2 separate regions of the Mus musculus genome follow, and region 1 is linked to region 2. A link is a loop called in an ENCODE intact Hi-C map of the cell type or tissue named here. Cell type or tissue: heart. All regions are shown on one strand.

Evidence for each region. A loop is a pair of places that touch in the nucleus more often than their neighbours do. Peaks named below come from ENCODE experiments on the same cell type or tissue, not always from the same donor. Only the 100,000 strongest peaks of a DNase experiment are listed, where the experiment ranks them.
Region 1: a loop joins it to region 2, with 6 times the contacts of the local background. A loop is called at or near these places in 18 of 42 quality-filtered maps.

What each region holds. Positions count from the first base shown.
Region 1 is chr19:24,151,946-24,155,945 of GRCm38, forward strand. All of the region lies in intron 2 of Tjp2 (tight junction protein 2), which reads right to left. Among named protein-coding and RNA genes, the nearest start is that of Tjp2, 71 kb to the right of the region's middle. In heart, a CTCF peak has its summit at 1,522 (motif pointing right); no DNase peak of the experiment used is centred here.
Region 2 is chr19:24,263,186-24,267,185 of GRCm38, forward strand. The region is part of intron 4 of Fxn (frataxin); the gene reads right to left. Among named protein-coding and RNA genes, the nearest start is that of Fxn, 15 kb to the right of the region's middle. In heart, CTCF peaks have their summits at 2,006 (motif pointing left) and 2,228 (motif pointing right); a DNase peak (open chromatin) is centred at 1,996.

The DNA of each region.
Region 1 (4,000 bases), 110 kb before region 2:
TCATCCAAGTTTTGAGGCCTGATCTACACAGAAAGTTCTAGGCCAGCTGGGGTAACATAAGTGAGATTCTGTCTCAAAATTCAATCAATCAATCAATCAATCAATCGATATGAGAGACAGGCTCTAGCCGTTTATGGTCATCGTGAACCAAATGTGATGTTTCCTGTGCTTTATCCACAAAGGGGGTAAAAAGACATTTTGAAAACAGCTTCGCATTTTAAGATTGCTTTTAGTAATATTAGGGTTGTCCCTCCAATCCCCCTCAAGGGAAAAATGTAGCTATGCTGACAAAATTTAGCAAATGGTACTTTTGAGAGCTATAAATGAAGTTGGGGCATACAGCTCAGTGGAGAAGCATTTTCCTGGCATGTATAGTGCCCTGGGTTCAAATGGCACAAGAAAAAAAAATGACTCATTAACTTTATTTTAAACCATTACCTTATGATATATTTTTTTCAAAGCCTGCGGTTTCAACTGTGTAAGTATTTGTGATATATTTCAAATGTCTTATTTTAGCTAAGCATGATGACACACATCTCTAATCCTAGAACTAACTGTTGAGGAGGGAGGACTGAGGCAGGAGGATTACTGTGAGTTCAAGAAGACTAACCTGAGCTACCAGGAAAATTTGAGTCCAGCCTGGGATTCCTTAGTAAATTCCTGTCTCAAAAACAAAGACAAAAAAAAAAAGTGTGATGTATATGAATAATACACATTGTGTAAAATTTTCAAAGACTACGATCATCACCTAGAAAAAAAAAGCCATAACTAGATTCATAAGTGAATGTATTGGGGCGGGGAGGGGAGCGGGGAGGGGGACACTGTACAAGGATGAGGGCCTTCCAAACCAATTAGGAAATCTAAAGGAAAAACAGTGAAGAGCTGCGGGTTAAGGGCCAGGTCAGAGCAGGCTGCAGAGATGGGGAAGGGAGGGAACAGTGAGGCTTCCTCAGCAGAGAGAGGCTCAGAGTCGAAGCTGCTCAAGACATGGGACTTACTCACCAGCCAGTCCTGCTAATGACCATGGCTTCAGAAAACAGATGACAAAGTTCTCACAAACAAAAGACTCCAGGAGCTGAAATTAGCCCTGATCCTGGACTGTGTGTGTCAGCATCTCGTAGGAGGCTGTCGAGATGGCCCAGTGGTTTAGAGCGCTCATTGCCGAATAGTGGCTGCAGCAGCAGGGCCAACCATGATACACATATATAATGCAGGTGACATAATCATACAGGTAAGATAAAACTTAGCATCTTGCATGGCGTTAACACACGAGCTGAGTGGCTAGCTGTCTCTGCACAGGTTTCTTTGACTTCGGTTAGCATGAGAGATTTTGCAGACGGGGGCCGACATTTTTTTCAATTCAAACTTACATTTTATTAAATTCCTCTCAGAGAGTCCATACGTGGCTGGCAACAAAACTAATAGACAGAATGAGCACATGACCTTAGAACCTAAGAAGACACCCACCCACATTTACCAGAAACTTGGCAAAGGCCACTGCCTGGTAACTGATATAAAGGTCCACTAGGGGGCGCAGAAATGCAGATACTAAAATCCGTCTGCTGGTTCTTACCAAATACAAAATTTTAAAATTAACTGAGAAGAAATTAGAAATGGGCTTTTATTGAGTGCACTAAAAGCTCTCACAAGATCATTCAGATTCACAAATCGTGCCAGAAAAAGGGGAAGGGTGTTATGATTAACATCCATGCACATTAGCCCAAATGTGCACCAGCAGAATATGAGTGAGTGGTCAGTATCTTCAACCCTCTTCCTCCATGGAGAAAGACTAAGACCTAGCACCCACCCCACCCTCTGACCGCCTGGCCTCTGACAGAAGCCATCTAGGAAAGGCTATGGCAAGCCAGTGAGTTTCCTGGCCAGGTCCTCAATGGGAGAACCCAGGCTTTATCCAGGGCAAGTGTCCCTGATTGTGACATCACACGCATCCCTTGGCCATGAAACTTGTCACTAGGAAGCAAGACTCAGTCGGGGAATAATTAATATGGAACACTTGGAGTGTTAGTCCTGAGTGGCACTAAGCAGAAGTGCCAAGGGGTGGGAGCTCTGTGAAAGGGAACGTGCCCCCACCACCTAGAAGGACCTGTGTTCGAGATATGACACATGAGGTATGACGTAACCTGTTTCCAAGGGGGTGTTGGTGAAAATCTCATGTGCCCTATGTGCAGTGGAGTCTTGGAGGAACCAGTACAGCAGCCCAGAGATGCCCAAAGATGAGCTACCAAGCCACAAACGCATTAAGCACCTTCGTTCCCTGGTACAGCAGCAACAGACATGCACTGCGGAGCTGAAGGCTCCTTGGCTGAGCACGAGCACCAGCTTGCAGAGGCAGAAGTGAGACATCCAACAGCCAAAGGACATATGTACAATCCCAGTGTCAACTCCAGCCTTGCAAACCTGAAGGAGACAAATGACTACAAGATCCTCGAGTAAATAAACTCCCTACAGCCAGCAAGAGTGATCTGCTGCAGAGGGATAATCGGGACCTGGTGCTCTGCTCCAAGGCTGTAATCAAGCACTCCCTGGTGGAGATTGGCTACTCAGCCTCTACTGTCAATGCTATGATTGAAAAAGCCTACAAATGTTGCTGGCCCCCCAGGGTCTGGCCACACTAGAGATGAGACAGAGATGAGCGCAACTGTGTGCACCATGTGAACAAGTACATCCCAAGCCACCAGGCTTGTACATGATACATATTGTGCATGTACATGATAAAATATAATTTCAGAATCAAGGAACAGTAAGAGATTGCAGCTACTAATGATCAAGTGGAATTGTTTTTTAAAATATATAATAATCAAACAGCATAATGCAATAAAGATTATTCAAAGTTTGTTTCCTTCTTGAATTTTCCATCACACACTTTCAGACACCGGACTTCAAATTGAAAGCATGACCGTTTAAAATTTAACCCTTTAATGAAGGACAAGTGGCTCAATGGGTAAAGCACTTGCCACAGAAACTGAGGATCTAGGATTGGATCTCCAGAACTCACATAAAGCCCCATGTGCTAGCGTGTGTTTATCATCCCAGAACTCCTAGGTGGGAGGCAGATACATGAGATTTCCCAGAAGCCCGTGGGACAGCTAACTTGATGCATGCAACAACCTGGTATGCACAGCAATAAATAAGAGACTATCTCAAGCAAGGTGGAAGGTGGAGACTGACATCCAGGAACACACTGTGGCATGCACACCAGCACATGCATTCGTGCGTGCGCATGCAAGCACACACACACACACAGTTTTAAAAATTAAATAAAATGTAATTCAAAAAACATTTGAAGCTGGGCGTGGTGGTGCACGCCTTTAATCCCAGCACTTGGGAGGCAGAGGCAGGCGGATTTCTGAGTTCGAGGCCAGCCTGGTCTACAGAATGAGTTCCAGGATAGCCAGGGCTACACAGAGAAACCCTGTCTCGAAAAAAAAAAAAACAAAAACAAAAACAACATTTGAGAATGTTTCTTACTAAGAGGACAGGAAAACAGAAGAAAGGCAAGTAGCAGGCTATGGTTTGGCAGTTCCCGGCAGATATCTATTGTACAGCTCAGTAAGAGGCCAGCTGCCTGACATACAGGCCATCACTTACAGTGCCCGCCTACAAGAGGACCACAGCTGCGTTCTGTGGACCTTACCCCCTCAGAGAGCTCATCTGTCCTTACAGCACAGCCATTAAGTGACAATCCTGTTGTCCATGGTTTTCTTTGTTTATGTATTTGTTTAATTATCAAGGGATAAACTCTCAGTGCGTAGATAATCCACCAAAATTAGGTAAGCTCCCTGGGTTTGGGTAGCAATGAAGATTCCAGGTTGTTTTGCCCTTGAACTAAAAATCAAACTGTTCACAGCTTCTAAACACACAATGCAAGGAAAGGCTAGCTGAGAGCAAAATCTTGCTTTACTTAATCCCAGGTAGATCATTAACTCCTGTCAGGAACAGTCACTACACATGGGTCCCTCGAGACACTCACTCTGTGGAA
Region 2 (4,000 bases):
CTATTATTAAAAACTTTGCTGGGCATGGTGGTACAGGCCTTTAATTCCAGCGATTAGTGGACAGAAGCTGGCTTGGTCTCTCCAGCAAATTCCAAGCCAGCCAGGGATCCAAGGTGTCTTAGTGAGGGTTTGTATTCCTGCACAAACATCATGACCAAAAAGCAAGTTGGGGAGGAAAGGGTTTATTCAGCTTACACTTCCATACTGCTGTTCATCACCAAAGGAAGTCAGGACTGGAACTCAAGCAGGTCAGGAAGCAGAAGCTGATGCAGAGGCCATGGAGGGATGTTCTTTACTGGCTTGCTTCCCCTGGTTTGCTCAGCCTGCTCTCTTACAGAACCCAAGACTACCATCCCAGGGATGGCACCAACCACAATGGGCTAGGCCCTTCCCCCTTGATCACTAATTGAGAAAATGCCTCACAGCTGGATCTCATGGAGGCATTTCCTCAAGGAAGGCTCCTTTCTCTGTGATAACTCCAGCCTGTGTCAAGTTGACACACAAAACCAGCCAGCACACAAGTTAAGACCCTGCCTCAAAAAACCAACAAAACAAAACTTTCTTCTTTCGACAGGGTCTCCCATAGCCTCAGCTAGCCTCCAATTCCTTCTATAGCCAAGGATAACCCTGAACTCTTGATTTTCTTGCCTTTATCGCTCAAGTGTTGGGATTACTGGCTTGCTCCATAATTTCTAGCTAAAAGTAGTTTTCTTTATTGAAAATTAAAGCTGTGAAATTGAGAGCTCTATCAGTGTGTCCCCTTCCTTCCCGTTCTGTTGCTGCATCTACCCCACTCTTCAGGTGAGAGGAGAAAGCATTTGGGATGCGGTTTTATACTACCTCCTTTTGCTACCTTTAAGAGGAGTGACTTCCTGGGGTCATTGCGATGTGTCCACAAAAGGAAATGGGGGACCTGTCTGATCTTTCTCTGCTTCCCATCCTAAGATGGGACATTGTTCCTACACATTCTCCCATCAGGGTACACCATTGTATAAGAGGCTAAAGTAGCCGTCCCTTGCATTCCTCAGTCTTGGACCCTGAACCTTGAAAACCACGAGATAAAGAAACCTTTCCCTTTTATCGGTAACTTGTCTCAGGTATTCAGGGTAGCGATGTGAAGCTGACTAATACACGGTACTGCGGACAAATCGGTAGCTGGTGTTGGCCATGATTTGTTATTCCAGATGTATAAGACCCTTGTCTCACGTTCTAGCTCCTCATGGCCTGGAGAACAGTGGACACAGTAACAGACAATGAACCCTGAGAGTTCACCACTGAGAACACTCGAGGGAACTTTCGAAGAACCCCACACTAGAAGAGTGGGGACACAGCTTAGCAGCACAGTGCTTGAGCGGTCCCAGCGTGGTGACCGCATTGTTAGATCTCCAGCATCACAAAACCATGAGGAGACTGAGGTGTGGTGGGAAGGCAGGGTAGAGGGAAGAGATGGGAAGTATCTTGTGTAGGTATAGATACACGAGGGCTTTTAATACTGCCAATCAAATGCTGGACATACAGAGAAAAGGGCAAATGGACAGGCAGGGCTTCCGTTACAAGAGCAGAAACCTCTCTGAACACAAAGTACCCCGGTCACATGAAAGCAAAACAAAACCAGGAGAAACCAAAGAATGTTCTTTGATCCTGCACCACAGCCCTGCTCTCAGGTAGAGTTGGAACAACTCAAGACCCCTCCACATTGTCCAGGGTTCTGCGCCCAGATTCTGGGGCCCAGGCGTCCCCCACATTCTATGGCAAGGGGGCCAGGAAATTCTGTCTCCACAGGACCTCAAAGGTTTTCTTCTGAAATAAGAAGTTATAATCATGGCCCTGTGAAAGACAGTCTGGATAAATATGATATTACTTCCGGGGTGATGGAGAGAGGGCTCAGTGGTTAAGGACGCTTGCTGCTCTTCCGCAGGACTGGTTTGATGTCTTTCACTACCCTGGGCTGCTTACAACTGCTTGTGACTACAGCTCCAGAAGATCTGGCTCCCTCTGCTGGCTACTGTAGGTATGGACACTCAACCACATCCATATCCACACCCACAGACATATAAAGGCCCGTCCCCCTTTATGACGTAATTGTGATGAAGCGGGGTTACTTATGAGACGCCCCCCCAAGCCTCTCATATACATTAGTTTTTAAAACAGATAATCTGGTTTTTAAATTAACTGCTTTTATGTTGTTTTGATATATGAGTGCTCTGTCTGCAAGTATACCTGCAGACCAGAGGAGGGCATCAGATCCCTTTATAGATGGTCGTGGGCCACCATGTGGTTGCTGGGGATTGACCTCAGGACCTTTGGAAGTGCAGTCAGCGCTCTTAACCACTCAGCCATCTCTCTAGCACCTAAAATTACAGGTTTTAAATGTATTTGTTTTATATGCATTGGTGTTTTGTTTGCATATTTATCTGTGTGAGGGTGTCAGATCTCCTGGACCTGGAATTACAGATAGTTGTGAGGTGCTATGTGGGTGCTGGGAATTGAACCTGGGTCCTCTGGAAGAGGAGTTGGTGAGTGCTCTTAACCACTGAGCCATCTCTCCAGCTCCAATTACGGGTTTAAAAAGAGTTTCCTTGGAGTTTCTTGTAAGTGACTACCCTGACACGGATGCCAGGATTTGAACTCTAGCCCTTGTGCTGGAGCAGAAGGGCTCTTAAGCCATCTCTCCAGCCTGAGTGGTAACCATTTTGTTTGCTGTGTGTTTGTTGTGGTGGTATTCCAACCCAGGGCCTTCTCTCACATGCTAGGCAAGTTCTTTGCCACTGAGCCACACCTTGGCACCTTTTAAAAACTGCCAATACCATTAGGCTTCCAAAGAATTCCACACTGCTTCTAGCTGAGATTTCCCACGGCTCCTTCAAAATGTCTCCTTCAGTACTGCTGTTGAGCCTCAGGGAGGTTAGTGTGAAGGCTCCCTGTGGGCATCGCTAGGCTGTTCCCAGACCACTGAGGCAGCAGCTGTATACTTATCAGTAAGTCCTTAGTTCTGAGACAGGGTCTGACTGCAGTGCATCCTGCTGCTCCTTCAACTGCAGGCATTGCCACGGGGCAGGCAGGCATGAGGCTGGGGGCCCTGGGGCTGCTGATAAAAATCACCGTCCCGTCCCGTTGTGACAGAGTCAGAGCCCAGCTCTGCCAGCAGAGTTACAGAGACCTTCAAAGTAGGCCAGGAGTTAAAGTTTAACTTACTTTGAGGACAAAGTGCAAGTTTTCTCAGATACTACAATATAAAAAATTCCTCCCTCTTTCTCCTTCCTACCTTTCCATTTTGGAAACTGAATCCAGGGCTTATAGATTACTGGATAAGCACTCTCCCACTGAGATATGCCCTCAGCCTTCAAAGTAGCTTTTTTTTTTTTTAAAGATCTATTTATTTATTGTATGTATGTGAGTACACTATCGCTCTCTTCAGACAGACCAGAAGAGGGCATCAGATCCCATCAGAGATGGTTGTGAGCCACTAAGTAGCTGCTGGGAAATGAACTCAGGATTTCTAGAGCAAACTGAGCCATCTCTCTAGTTCCCTCAAAGTAGCTTTTTAATGAATGAATGAATGAATGAATGATTATTATTTTTAATCGCAGGTATGTGCCACTGTACCTAACAAAAGTGGCTTATGGATAGCCCTGGCTATCCTGGAACGCACTATATGGACCAGATTTGCTTATTTGCTTTTGCTATAGGGTCTTACATGATAGCTCAGACTAGCCTTTGAACTGGCTATGTAGCCAAGGCAGGCCTTGAATTCTTGCCTCTACTTCTTGAGTGCTGGGACTATAGCTATGTTAAGACTGTGTCTGGCAAAAGTATCATTTTCAAAGGCAAGCCAGTGGTTTTTCTCTTCTGGGGAATGATATACTGGAGAAAACCAGTCTGGGCCAGGCTCTGAACAGTTCCTTCTGCTTCAGGTCTTGTCAACATCCTGATGCCTGAGTTGCATAGCAACCCGGGTATCAATGAGGAGAAGGGTTCAACTACAAGCCAGCCTCCCTGC